Regions from separate parts of the Homo sapiens genome. Here region 2 is linked to region 1. Evidence: read pairs that join two places in POLR2A ChIA-PET (ENCODE). Cell type or tissue: HepG2. All regions are shown on one strand. Each heading gives the region's core, and the rest is flanking DNA. Links, peaks and the distances in the headings are about the cores only.

Region 1 (7,717 bases), core at 1,107-6,106:
TCCCAAGTCTCCTCTGGATCCTGCAAAGATCATGGGCTCCTGATCTTAAGCCAGAAAGGGTGCTGAAGTCAGCCTATGGAGATGTGGGATGGGCCTGCACAACAGAACAGAGGCTATTTCCTCAGCCATATGCTTCCAATCAGGGAAAATCAAATGCCAGAAGAGCAGTCCTGAGAACTGACCTCCCTAAACTGCTATAAATACAAGAGCTTGTTGGAAATGTCCACAAAAGAGAAAAAAAACAAAAGCAAAAACAAAAAAGCTTCCCCTAGGGAAGGGATTACTTCTGCGCTGAAGCAGGCTCTGATGGGCTCCCGAGAGCCAATTGTGGGCATTGCTTTCCAACTCTACACTCCCTTCAATGGCATCACATTGGTAGTTTAAAATTGGTCATGGTAGGAGTATTTACACCACAGAAATAGGCAAATGTTACAAATCAAGGCTTTTCTCTCCCTGAGAGCTGTTTTACCTGCACACCACTGCCCATGGGTATGTGTTTATCTAGGGAGGAGAGAAGCCTCCCCCATGACAGCCCCTTTGAATGCACAGTGCCTACCCACTCACTACCTGGAGTGGACATCTATTGATATGTTCTGTCTGCAGCATCTCTACTTGTCTTCCTTTAGTCACAACACTCCCAGTCTTTTCCTTGATCCTGATAGTTTATTTATAAATTTCTGTTTTACTCTATGGATTTGTAGTGAGCCCACTCATACTATGTATAAAAGAAAGTGGGCCACAACTACACAAATTAAGTCCAAACTGACTGCTACATCAGAGCATTTTACTACAGAACAAGGAAAGTTATAGTTCTACCAGCTCCCATGACCCTTATTAGTACAGGTTACAGCTACTGAGCACCTACTGTGTGCAGGTACTTTAAATGAATTTTTTCCTCCAATTCTCACATCCACTCCAGGTGCTGCATATTATAATCTCTCACTTGATACATGGAGAAACTGAGACGGGTTTCTAGGTGAATGGCCAAAGGAGACACTGAGCCAAATCCCAACCCAGAACTTGAACCCAGGTCTATGTGACACTAAATCCCATGTTTGCAACCACTTCACTGCTCTGCTTTTAACACATTTATCAAGCATCATGGTAACAAACAGTGTTGTGTGGGAAGATGGAACGTGCTTGGGGACTGCCATCCTCCTTTGCCCAGCCTCAGTCTCATTATACTTCAGACAGCGTGTGGCGAGAGTGCTGAGGAAAAAGAGCCAGCTGACGCGTGGGATTGCCAAGCAACAGCTTATGAAACGAATTTAAACCATGGCAACCAAACACTGCAGACCCAGCACTAGCCTCATTTCATTTACAAGAGTAAGAGGAGGGCTTTGTCAACAACCGATGAGATAAATGAGAGGACTACTGGCTATGCAAGTGCAAAGAATTATCATTATCATCATCATCATTATTTTAAAGCACACGATGCCAAATAATCTATGAAAATGATTCTTGAAAAAATACAGGATTAGACACATCATTATTCCACATATATAAACTGTGTACACATACATTTTTGAAAAATACATATCTCTGTTATCCAAAATCTCAACCGGTTGCCTTTTATTTAATAGAGCTATTTATTGGGGGATGGGGAAGGGAACACATGAACGTCTCATTTAAAACGAATTTATTTATAAAGCATCTTTTAATTAATTCCCCACAATAATGTTATGGGGTTGATATTGGTTTTTTCCACTCTACTGGCAGGAAAATATGACATGGGGGTTCCCTATGAATTTTCACAGGACACACAGTTAATAAAGCACAAATCCAAGACTCCCCATTGCAACAGTGGCTTAAGACTCAGACCCCTCTGAGAATCTGATTACGCTATATCTCTTCTCCCTTGAAAAATGCATGAAAAGCACCTGGCATAGTACGTTTGCCTGTAATTCAATGGGACTCATGGTTCCCCTGATATGCATTCATGCAACCCAGCTGGAGGAACAATATTCAGTTGCTTTTAACCATAATACACACTGCTCTCAAGACATATTGTTTGTTTTATTTAGTGTTTACAGGAAGCTTCCCCAAAATTCAGAGGGTTGTTAAGCTAGGAACCATGCAGTGTTAGTAGCTGCAGGCAGAAGGGATCGGGCATCGCCGAGTTGTTAATAATTTTGACCTGCTCCAACTTTGATCCCTCAAAATTCAATCTTGAAATCAACCTTTGCTCACTACATTGGCTAGGCACCCTTGCACTGAAATGGAAGAACCCGATGACTTAGTGAACAGCTGGGCCCAAGGCAAGTGGCTCTGTCTCTGGGTATGTAGGGCTATTTTGTTCACCTGTTGTTATCTGGACATTGTCACCTTGCTGTCAGGAGACCTCATGGCTGTTCCAGTAATGGGAGGAATGAGGTCTTTACCTGACTCTCACTACCAAGCCAGTATGGCAGTGTCTTTTTTCTCAGAGGCCCTAAAGTGGTTTTCTGAAGACCCACACTAGGAAAACTTCAAGTCTTTGACACAAACCTTTGCTTTCTTACTGTTCCTACCCTAATGGATGGTGCTAGTGTCTGTAAACACCACAGATTCTCTTCTATTTCCTCAATCCCAAGGCCCAGACTAAAAGTCTTTCTTGCCCTCCAGGGAATACCATTGTGATATTTGGAGATGAAATGAAAGGGAACCCAAACCAGTCGGGAGCAGGGAGAGGAGAGAGAGAGAGAGAGAGAGAGAGGAGGGAGAGAGAGGAGAGGAGAGGAGAGGAGAGAGAGAGAGAGAGAGAGAGAGAGAGAGATTGATTCTCCTTAAGATTTCAACATAGTCTAAAATGGAGGTTGAAATCCCCTGGCCTTGAATGTCATCGGTATCTCTCTGCCTCCCTCTCAGCCCTCCCTTTAGTGTAAGGGAGCTTTATCTAGTCTTAGATGGCTGGAAGTCCCTTGGACAAACCATATATCCTTGTATGCCTGTCGATAGGCCAGGTCCTTATGTCTTGGTATTCAAAAGACCTAAGATCTTCCAACTCAAAAAGCCTTTCGTTTAGTTCTATTTTCTCAGTGTACATTTTCTGAAATCTCTTCTGTGACTCAAATGCTGATCTTGGGCTCTTTGATTCTATTTGCATTTCTGCTGAAATAACTCTACCCTGGGGCAGAAGCCTTGGGTCTGTCATCTGCAGCAGGGCCAAGAGTACAAGGGCAAGCTGGAGCTTGGGGTGAAAAACAAAGGTTAATCATTCACAATATCACACCTTCACAGGAAGAAGGAGAAATAAGTTTGTCAATAAAGTGATGAGCTCAGGAGGAAAAAAAAAGACCCAGGCAGATCCTAAAAGTGAACCTCTGCCTCTTCTCTTCTTTCTCCCCCTAGAGGAAGCTCCATGTTGAAACAGGAGACTTTAGTCTTGTTTTTGTTCCTACTGGATGTTCCATCTCCTAGCACACTAGCCATTGTGATCTGGAAAGCACTGCCTTACACATACCTTATTGTATGTATTCTGTCATTTAAATCTATAAGACAGTGTGTTATACCTGGAAGCAGATGAGGAAATGAGACTTACAGAGAACAAATAACTTGCTCTTGGTACATAGCTAAGAATTTAAACTGAAATATATTTTCTGTCAAGTCCTATGCTTGAGAGAACGTAACCTAACAGTTTCCTAGACGTTGGCTCCTGTCCAGGTTGAAGCAGGAAAGGGATAGCACTGCGCAGTCCCAAGGTCAGAATGTGTATGCCATATTGGAATCTGGGTTATAAGGCATCTTTGTGGGCTGAGCCCCGGGTCCAGTTGTTTATGAAGTCCAAGACATTTTAAGCATGAAAGGGGCTACAAGATATTGGAAGAGGGTATCCCCTATCACTCATGATGTCACCTTCCTTTAGATATGCATGAGTATGCAGAAAAGAGTTAACATAGCATCCCTGAGACTGTTATATTTAGAAAGACCCTTGGCTGGCATCTAGGAACTTGGCACTTGTGGTAGGCAAAATACTGGATATGCAAGGATGTCCACGTCCTAATCCCTGGGACCTATGAATATGTTACTTTACATGGCAAAAAGGATTTTGTAGACATGATTAAGGGTTGGGGCTTTGGGATGGGAAGATTATCCTGGATTAACTGGGTGGACCCAATCCAATCACAGGAGACCATAAAAGTGGCGAACCTTTCCCAGCTGTGGCCAGAGAGATGTGACTTGAGAAGGATTCGACTCACTGTTCTGGCTTTGAAGGTGGAGGAAAATGCTACAAGCTAAGGAATGTGGTGGCCTATAGAAGCTGAGAATGGCCCTCAGATGACAGCCTAAGGAAACAGGGACCTCTGTCCTACAATGTCAAGAAACTGAATTCTGCCGACCTGGAATGAGTAGGAAATGGATTCTCCCCTAGAGCCTCTAGAAAGGAACACAACTTTGCCAACACCTTGATTTCAGCCCAGAGACCTAAGCTGGACTTCTGACCTACAGAATTGTTAGACGATTCATTTATACAGTTTAAGCCTCTAAGTTTGTGATCATTTGTTATGGCAGCAATAGAAAACTAAGACAGCAGTTGACATGTTCCCTAATTGAGAAGGGTGGTTCACAGTGCCTAACCAGTTTGTACCAACAACGTAGTTTATTCTGAACACCTGCTTTCCTTCCGAGAGTCTGGAACTTGGGTACATAATAGGCAGGGGGTGCCTAATGACCAGACCCTAGTAAAAATTTGGGGCACTAAGTGAGCTTCCCTGGGCAAAACATTACCCACATATTGTGCATTTTCATTCTTGGGGAAGGATGTGCTCTATGGGCCCCCTCACAGGAGAAAGAGAGCATGAGGAAGCCTGTGCGTGGACTTCTGCAGACCCCACCTGTTCTTTCTATTTCTTGCTGATCATATTGTATAACCTTTTGCTGTAATAACAGCCATGAGTACAATAATATACTGAGTCCCATGAGTCCTAGCTAATTCACTGAATGTCTGGGTGGTCTTGGGGACCCCTGAAATGTTGAAGGGTCACAGGCCACATTTTGAGTGGCCAGCAAGTTCCAAAGTGCTACAGTAGATGTGATCTGAAGGCAGGCCTTTACATTCCATGTCTCACTTGGGTTGGTGACTGATAGAAACATGGGGCCCTGGATGACTGCCTTCCCTGTTGCTAAGCAACAGTGGTGTTTTCCAGAGCAGGGCAGGTTGGGGGGGGCGGCAAACAGGAAGTGCCATGTTCCACCATGGAAGAGGCACACCTGCTCCCTCTGGTGGTCTGTGCCTTTCAGCTGGCGTGGCCAGAGATGGGCACTTGCCATCATTGATTCATAGAAGGAAATATGGAGGCCGCAGGCTGACCCATCAGCTGGATGTTGAAGTTAGATTCCAATAGACCTTGAGGCCCAGCAATCTCAAGCAATTCCACTATGGGAATGTTTCATCAATTTCTCCTGGAAATATGTCCTAAGTGCAGAATTGTTTCAAGAAAATATCTGGATGGGCCGGGCGCAGTGGCTCACGCCTGTAATCTCAGCAGTTTGGGAGGCCAAGGTCGGTGGATTACCTGAGGTCAGGAGTTAAAGACCAGCCTGGCTAAGATGGTGAAACCCCGTTTCTACTAAAAAGACAAAAATTAGCCGGGTGTGGTGCTGCATGCCTGTAATCCCAGCTACTCAGGAGAGTAAGGCAGGAGAATCGCTTGAACCTGGGAGGCGGAGGTTGCAGTGAGCCTCCTGCCACTGCCCTCCAGTCTGGGTGACAGAGTGAGACTCTGTTGCAAAAAAGAAAGAAAGAAAGAAAATGTGTGGATGGACAGTAGAATCTTGTAGCACACACTTGATTGTTCTTTTCCTCTGAGTGGAGACACTAAATGTGGAGGGGAGTCACCTCCTGGATGGGAGTCAGAAACCCTACGTGAAGGTGTAGCTTGGTATGAGTGGAGTTACCTTTCTTGATCTCCCTTATCTAACAAGACACCTCCAAAACACATCTCTTAGGTTTCTTCCGAAATTAGGGGCCCTAAGTGTCAGTGAAATTTTACAACTACAGAAGGAAGGTGGCCAGCTTAGTTTGTTCTCTTATTCCACCATTCTTTCAGTCATGTATTGAGGCACCAAGCTAGCTGCTGTTGAATACAGTGGTAAACCAGTCGGCCATGGAACCTGTGCCCCACCGCCCCCATGGACTTCCCTGTCCAAAAAAATCCTTCCATCTGGTATCACCATGACCTGTCCCCTAATAATCAATATGGAGTCTGACCACCATTTTTTTGTTTTTAAGAGGCAGGTCTTGCTTTGTCACTCAGGCCGGAGTGCAGTTGCATGATTATAGTTCACTGCTGCTTTGAATTACTGGACTCAAGCCATCCTCCCACCTCAGTCTCCCGAGTAGCTGGGATTACAGGCATGTGCAACCATACCCGGCCTGACCACTGAGTCAAACAGACCTAGATTCCCAGTACTGCCTGGGTCATATGTAGAACCTACAGCTAGATAGACAGGACCTGGAGAAGGGATGTGGGACTCTGAAGCACACATGCTCAATGCTGTTTTCCCAAAGTCAGAGCATCATCATCCCCTGTCCTACCCAGGCTCTTCTGAATAGCCCTTTTAAATTTTGGAGAAGCCCTGCATTGAGTCCTTCCTCCCAGGAGGTTGCAGTGAGCTGAGATTGTGCCACTACACTCCAGCACTCCAGCCTGGGTGACAGAGCAAGAATCTGTCTCCAAAAAAAAAAAAAAAAGAGTCCTTCCTCCCTAAGGTGGAAACCAGAACTCAGCCTAGAGGAGAGGTGTGAGCCCTAGGCTCCACCAATTAGATGTTCCCCATTCAGATTTTGAATCAGGAGAAACACGTGAAGAGACCAGCGGAAATCAGAAGAACAGAAGAAGCTATGCCTGGTGACAGTGTCAGAGAGACACTGAGTTTTCACAAGCAGCCGTACTGAGTTTTCACAAACAACTGTAAGAGATATCCTAGTGGTGCTGGACTCAGCCTCAGTAGCTCCTGTCCGCAGAGGGGGTAGGATTGCAACTCGTGGCCACCTAGCTCCCAAACCAGATTCTCTGGCCTTTTTGAGGTTTCCCTGAGCTACTCAATAGGTGTTCAAAAATCCCTTTTCTGGGTAAGCTAAAATTGGTTCTGTTGATACAACTAAGAAGCCTGACAGGAAAAGAGGAACCTGAAAACAAAACAAAACAAAACAAAACAAAACAAAAAACAGGGGACCGCCAATTTGCTTTCTTTTTGACACTGACAGGACTAGGGATCAGGAGCATCTGGTGTCAAAGATGACTAGAGTAGGGGTCTCTAAGTCCTATTCTGGCTACCCATTTGTAAAGTTATTTGTTTATTTCTTTAAGCTCTTTTTCGATTTTAAAAGTCCTAGGTCCTCCATCCCTAAGGCCTGAACTCCTACACTTACCTATGAAGAGGATTGAAAACGTGCAAAGTGAACCCATGCTGCTAATTGGCATTAATGTTGCTGTGTGGCCTGTGCCCCACTGACCACAAGATGGCGAAAGAGATTATCACATCGAGCCAGCCTGTCTTCCTCCACCATCTCCACACCAGTATTATCCGAAAGAAAACATTTATTGAGCACTTACTGTGTGCCAGGCACTGTTCCAAGGACTCGAACGTATGAAGTCATTTAATCCTCACAATAATCCTATGAAATAGGTACCATTTCACGTGAGGAAACCAATGCACAGATATATCTGTCTGGTTTAGCTTTTAGCTATTTTCATATCATTTATCTACCGCTATTGTCCATCTATCATCTATC
Region 2 (5,631 bases), core at 542-5,541, 590 kb before region 1:
AGAATACATTCACATTGGTACAGCTTTTCAGCTTTGTTACCTGGCCAGTAATTTCTGTGGAACCAAGGCCCACAACATAGTTTCTTCTTTGACAGACTAGTGTCTCATGCAGTCACTTCTCTTCCCTCTCTTTTCCCTCCAAGTGTGATAGACTGTCAAACTACCATATCTCCTGACTCCATGTGAGGCAATTGTGTTCAGCCAGGGACAATCCTCTGCTCAGAGGCAGCAAGGCTACCCACAGCTTTAGGAATTGAGTGAGGGCTCCCATCAATCTGTCATCACCCATTCTACTCCCAAGCCAATCCAACCCCTGAGGTGACCTTACCTGACACTTTCCTCCTGCTCTCACCTACCACTGGTGGTACAGAGGCATTCTCTCTCTCTCTCTCTGAGTCTCTCTCTCTCTTTCTGAATATCTCTCTCTCTCTCTCTCTCATACACACACACACATACACACACACACTCCTTTTCCCACCACTCATACACAACTCCTAATGAATTAGTGAATTTCATCTTCCCTAGACCACCACTGCTGCAAGAAGCAAACAGAACCAACTGGTCTAGCATCAATTTCTGTCTACCTTCCTCATGATTCTTGGTAATGCCACTTCATAAAACTGAGAAAAAGTAAAAACCAAACCCACACATCCCCTCTTTATAATCTAACCACTTATTCCCCAGAGGACTTTTTAGTGAATGTATTCTTAAGTATTATTCAGGCCTTCAGATGTCTGTCTGCATGGGTCCAGTTTGGCAATAAAACAATTTCCCCAGCTCAGGAGTAAACATGTACTTCCCAAGTATACGTGTTTAGGTGATGTGGGCTCACCATCCCCACTTCTAAGAGGCATTTAAAGCCATGAATGGAAAGAAATGGGTACTTTTAAAAACCAGAGCACAGAAATCACCAAAATTGAGTTTCTCTGTTTTGCTGTTTGAGTGAGTTGTAGCCAAATAAGTTACATACAGGCATGCGCTGCATAACAATGTCTCAGTCGATGATGGACCTCATATACTATGGTGGTCCCATAAGATTATAATATTGTATATTTACTGTACCTTTTCTATGTTTACATACACAAATACCATTGTGTTACAACTGCCTACATTACAGTAATAGGTTGTGCAGGTTTGTAGCCTAAGAGCAATAGTTTATGCCATATAGCCTAGGTGTGTAGTAGGCAATACCATCTAGGTATCTAGGTTTGTGTAAGCATACTCTCTTGTTAGCACAATGATGAAATGGCCTAATGACATGTTTCTCAGAATATATCTCTGTCTTTAAGTGAGGCATAACTGTATTTGCATATTTACAAGCTTCCTTTTTGGCTTTAGGTTGCAAGCACTTTTAAATACCTCTGGGGGCTGAAGTCTCCAGATTTAGAAGCTCCCAAGCATGGTCCAGCATATTGTTACAAAGTTGTATATATGCAAAATTCAGGATTATGACATTTCAGGTACCTCTCTAAAGGACTGTTTTTTTTTTTCCCTGCCTTCTTGTGAAATCATTTGCAGTACATGGTCCCCTTCAAGAAATTCAGCTAAACTAGTGGGAAATCTGCAGATATCACTGGTCCATGGCTTTTCCTGCTGGGTGAAATAGTGGCCCCTGGGGGAAAAAAGAAGTGAACTGAAGTGATCCCCAAGTTAGATCTCACACCCAAGTCAGATCATGATAACCGTCATCATGTAGTTATTTGATATGAGAGTGGGGTGGGGAGAGACAGTAAAGTAAAAAAGATCAGGGTTCAAACCCCAGCTCTGCTATTCACTGCGACTTAGAACTAGACACTTAACCTCTCTGAGCCCCAACTTCTTCACTTCCCTCACAGGACTGTGGCTGCGGGCATTAAATAAGATAATGCATGTAAAGCAAGGGCAAATAGCAGGCATTTGCCAGCCAGAAACAAATCTCTTCCTTTGGAGAAGGAGGGTTGAAGAGAAACTTAGAGAAGAAATTGCTACTCCTGCTGCTTCTAATGAGGGCCATCGCCAGAGTCACAACAGGAGCCACAGCTCTCATAGTAGATGGTTAGGATAAACAGGGCATGTTTCTTGGTGGTGGGAGCCCAGGGTTAGTTAGAAGCAGTGAGGGAAGTGTCCCTGAGAGAATAAACGTCCACGGAATGTTAGCAGAACCTTCTTCTCTGGTAGCTTATGGTCAGGTAAAAGAATGGAAAAGAAGGCAATTGGAAGCAGGCATTGCTTTGTCACTTTTTATGCGATGGCAGCACCAGATAAGCTAACTGATGTCCTGACCTCTGTGATCTTGCTTAGGTTGAGGACCAGGGTCCAAGTTACCCTGGTATCTTTTTGGAGGAACTTTGTGTGACCAAAACGCTTCTTTTCTAGGCAAGCAGCAACTACTGCTGTAGCCATAGGTGTCTCCCATGAAGCTTCCACTTATACTATTCCTTTCACTGGATTTCCTGTTTCTTGGCTTTTGGCTCTCCAATGGTCAGAAACAATCCTCTTTCCCCTACTCAGAACTTTGAGTCTTCCCTGGATTTGTGGAGCAAAGGCAACCTTCTGCAGGAAGGTTTATCATAAGCCACTTTTCTCCTCAAACCCCCAAAGCTCTTACCCAGCCCTTCCTTTTGATCCTACTCTTAGAGTCAAGCCATTTTCCTGCTGGTTTCCTCACATGCCATTCCATGCCATTCCCCTAGAGCCCTGTAACTGTGCACATATTCCAAGAGGCATTCCCAATACAGTGAAATCTCAATGGCTGCAGTTATAGGGCACCTTCACTCACCTTACGGAGGTTGGTGAGGAGTCCCAACACAACTGAAATACGGTGGCCTGAGGCCCAGTGCTCTACAACTAATTTGCTATTTGACTTGAGTAAGCACAGCCCCTCTTGGAGCATTATTTTCATAATCTCTAACAGGGCAGGGAGATCTAAGATTACTCATTACTAAGGTCACGGTTAGCTCAGAAAGTTAAAAGGCCAGTTTTGTGGCATGAACACAGACTTTGAACTAACATAGACCAGAGCTTGTATCTCCATCCTACCAACTTAACAGTAGGCCCCTTGTCGCAGTGAAATGGCTTGTTCAAGGCTGCACAGCTAGTAGGCAGCAAAGCCAGCATTCAAACCTATAAGTAGTTCTGGGCGGGCTCAGCAGAGCTCTTCCTCCTTCCTGGATGCAGCTAGTCCCAGGTCAATTACCAAGGGCCAGGTTACCACTTTCAGAACTTTGTCAGCCTGGGCTCAGATTGCTCACCTCCTCCCCATACCCCAAACAATTAGTGATCCTTACCCTCCCTAGGAATTCCAGTAATAGAAAAGAAGAAGGGGGGAGGGGCAGAGATATTTGAGAAGACACAGGCTTAAAGGCTAAGCTTCCCTTTACATTGTTCCTTTCACTGGGTTTCCTGTTTCTATGTTTTTGGCTCCCCCAAAACTTATAGGTGTTTAGGCTTTATGGTCCCAGCGGACTAGTTTTAAAGTCATCAACTCTTGATATTTATTTTATCAATGTACTCAGACCAGTGCAAAATGACATGTATATACAGAGTTTTTGCAGTGTCATTTGTAATAAAATAAGATTTGAAAGCACTGTCTTTCAATAGGGAATTGTTTAAATAAATCACATTACATTCATTTAGTAGAATGCTATGCAATTGTAAAAAGAAAGGAAACCACTTAATATGTATCAACATCTAAAAGGGTTCATTGTATATTAAGTGTAGAAAGCAAGAAACAAAACATTGTACATAGAATGCTACGATTTACAGGAAGAAAAAAGAATATATGTGTATATATGTTTGCTCACGTGTGTAAAATACCTTTTTAGTGATATGCAAGGAACTGGTTAAAGTTTTTGCCTATTCATAAAAATAAATACGTATAGCATCATTATCAACTTTCTTTTATTTCACTGATAGAGAACAGGGACACAGACGTTCATCTATAGCTCTTCCTTAGCACAGGAAGCAGTGGGAGGAGATTTGCAGATACAGTCCTTGCAGACCTGCGTGGTAGAAAGATCTGGCTTTTCAGTGTTAGGATGACCACGAGGTCTCAGTTTGCCCAAGACCCTCCTGATTGTAGTGCTGAAACTCCTGGGAAAACCAGGACAGTTGGTCATCCTATTCCTCATCCTGCTGCTGCAGCCCTTAGACAGCCAGGAGGGAAGATTCCAGTAGTGGCATGAGCAGAGCGATGGCAGCAGCCCTTGGCTCCACAATCCACAAGTGACAAGGGACTCACAGAGTGGCAGGCACATGCTCTGTAAGGTATTCTCATCTAACAGACAAGGAAATTGAGGCTCAGAGAGGTTAAGTGATTTGCCCAAGGTCACACAGCTAGTAAGTGCTGGAGCCAGTCTGTCTGACTCCTGCCATGTCAACAGGACCCTGGGGAATGTAAAGCTTTCAGTGGAGCAGTGGGTCTGACCTTTCTTAAAGCCTAAAGCACCCGGAGTTGCATTTTAACCAAATCAAACACAGTTGCTTTGAATCAACTTTGGCAAGCGAGTGTTAGGAAACAGCTTTCTTCCCAGCACTCTAACCCAAGCAAAGACAATAGATGTTCCAGGTCTTTGGACTGAAGGAGTCATAGACAGAAAGCTGGCCTTCTCAGTTGTGCCCGTAATAATTCAGTTCTCACCTGGGAATGATAGCTTACTCATCCCCCAACTTGATCCAGCCTCCTACACAAGAGCAACAAGAGAAATTAAAACGGAAGAGCAGCCAACTAATAACAGGTAGTGGTGCATGTCATGATGCTTGTCTACTTTTTGAGTGGGTGGGGGTGGAATTCAACTTGGCTTATAACAGGGGACCCTTTTGCTAGGAAAAGGTAAATAATTCCCCAAAGCCTTATGCATCAAAAACGAACCAAGCAGGCTGAACATGGTAGCTCATTTCTGTAATGGGATTACAGAGGTGGGAGGATTGCTTGAGCCCAGGAGTTCAAGACCAGCCTGGGCAACATAGCGAGACTGTCTTTACAAAAAGATGAAAAAATTAGTCAGGCATGGTGGCGGGCACCTGTAGTCTTGACTACTCAGGAGACTGAAGCAAGGGGATTACTTGAGACAGGAGTTTGAGGTTACAGTGAGTCATGATTGCGCCACTGCACTTCAGCCTGGGTGACAGAACAAGACCCTGTCTCTTAAAAAAAAATGCACCAAGCAACAGAAAAACAGATGTAGCAGATAGTAGAAGCTTTAGGGACTTGGGAGAAGCATAGGAAAAGGTCACAGCAGCAGCTGTACTTGCCCTTTCCCAATTAAGCAGCAGGGGGGTGTTAATTATATACAGGAAATTGGGCTGCTTTACAGACTCTGTTGAAATATTTTATAGAAGATATTTTATAAATATGGATTGAGGGAAATGTTTATCCTCATTAATTTATTAATTTACACATGCTGAGTTGTACAGAGCACCAGAGAGAGATACTACCTGTGCCAGGGTGTGGGAGTTTCTGGGAGCAATGGATTTGGGTATTGGTTTATCAAAGAGGATTCAGAATGAAACTGAAGCAGAGTTTTCCAAAGCTTTAGCCTTCTCTGCAAGGGCTGCCATGGTTTTGGCAAAGACCATTTTGTGTGAACACTGTACACAGGACCTGAATTACGTATGCCTTGGAGTCCTACATTCTTGAATTTGAATGAAGCC

What was found. Peaks named below come from ENCODE experiments on the same cell type or tissue, not always from the same donor. Only the 100,000 strongest peaks of a DNase experiment are listed, where the experiment ranks them.
Region 2: POLR2A ChIA-PET joins it to region 1 with 5 read pairs; 1 of 35 experiments calls an interaction of 5 or more read pairs at or near these places.

What each region holds. Positions count from the first base shown.
Region 1 is chrX:49,838,333-49,846,049 of GRCh38, reverse strand. No RefSeq gene overlaps it. Among named protein-coding and RNA genes, the nearest start is that of PAGE4, 13 kb to the right of the region's middle. RefSeq lists an enhancer at 2,990-3,284. In HepG2, for the core only: CTCF peaks have their summits at 3,305 (motif pointing left) and 5,197 (motif pointing left); DNase peaks (open chromatin) are centred at 3,209 and 5,119.
Region 2 is chrX:50,430,544-50,436,174 of GRCh38, reverse strand. The region is part of intron 1 of DGKK (diacylglycerol kinase kappa); the gene reads left to right. Among named protein-coding and RNA genes, the nearest start is that of DGKK, 37 kb to the left of the region's middle. In HepG2, for the core only: no CTCF peak of the experiment used is centred there; DNase peaks (open chromatin) are centred at 2,984, 4,394 and 5,084; H3K4me3 peaks cover 3,186 bases.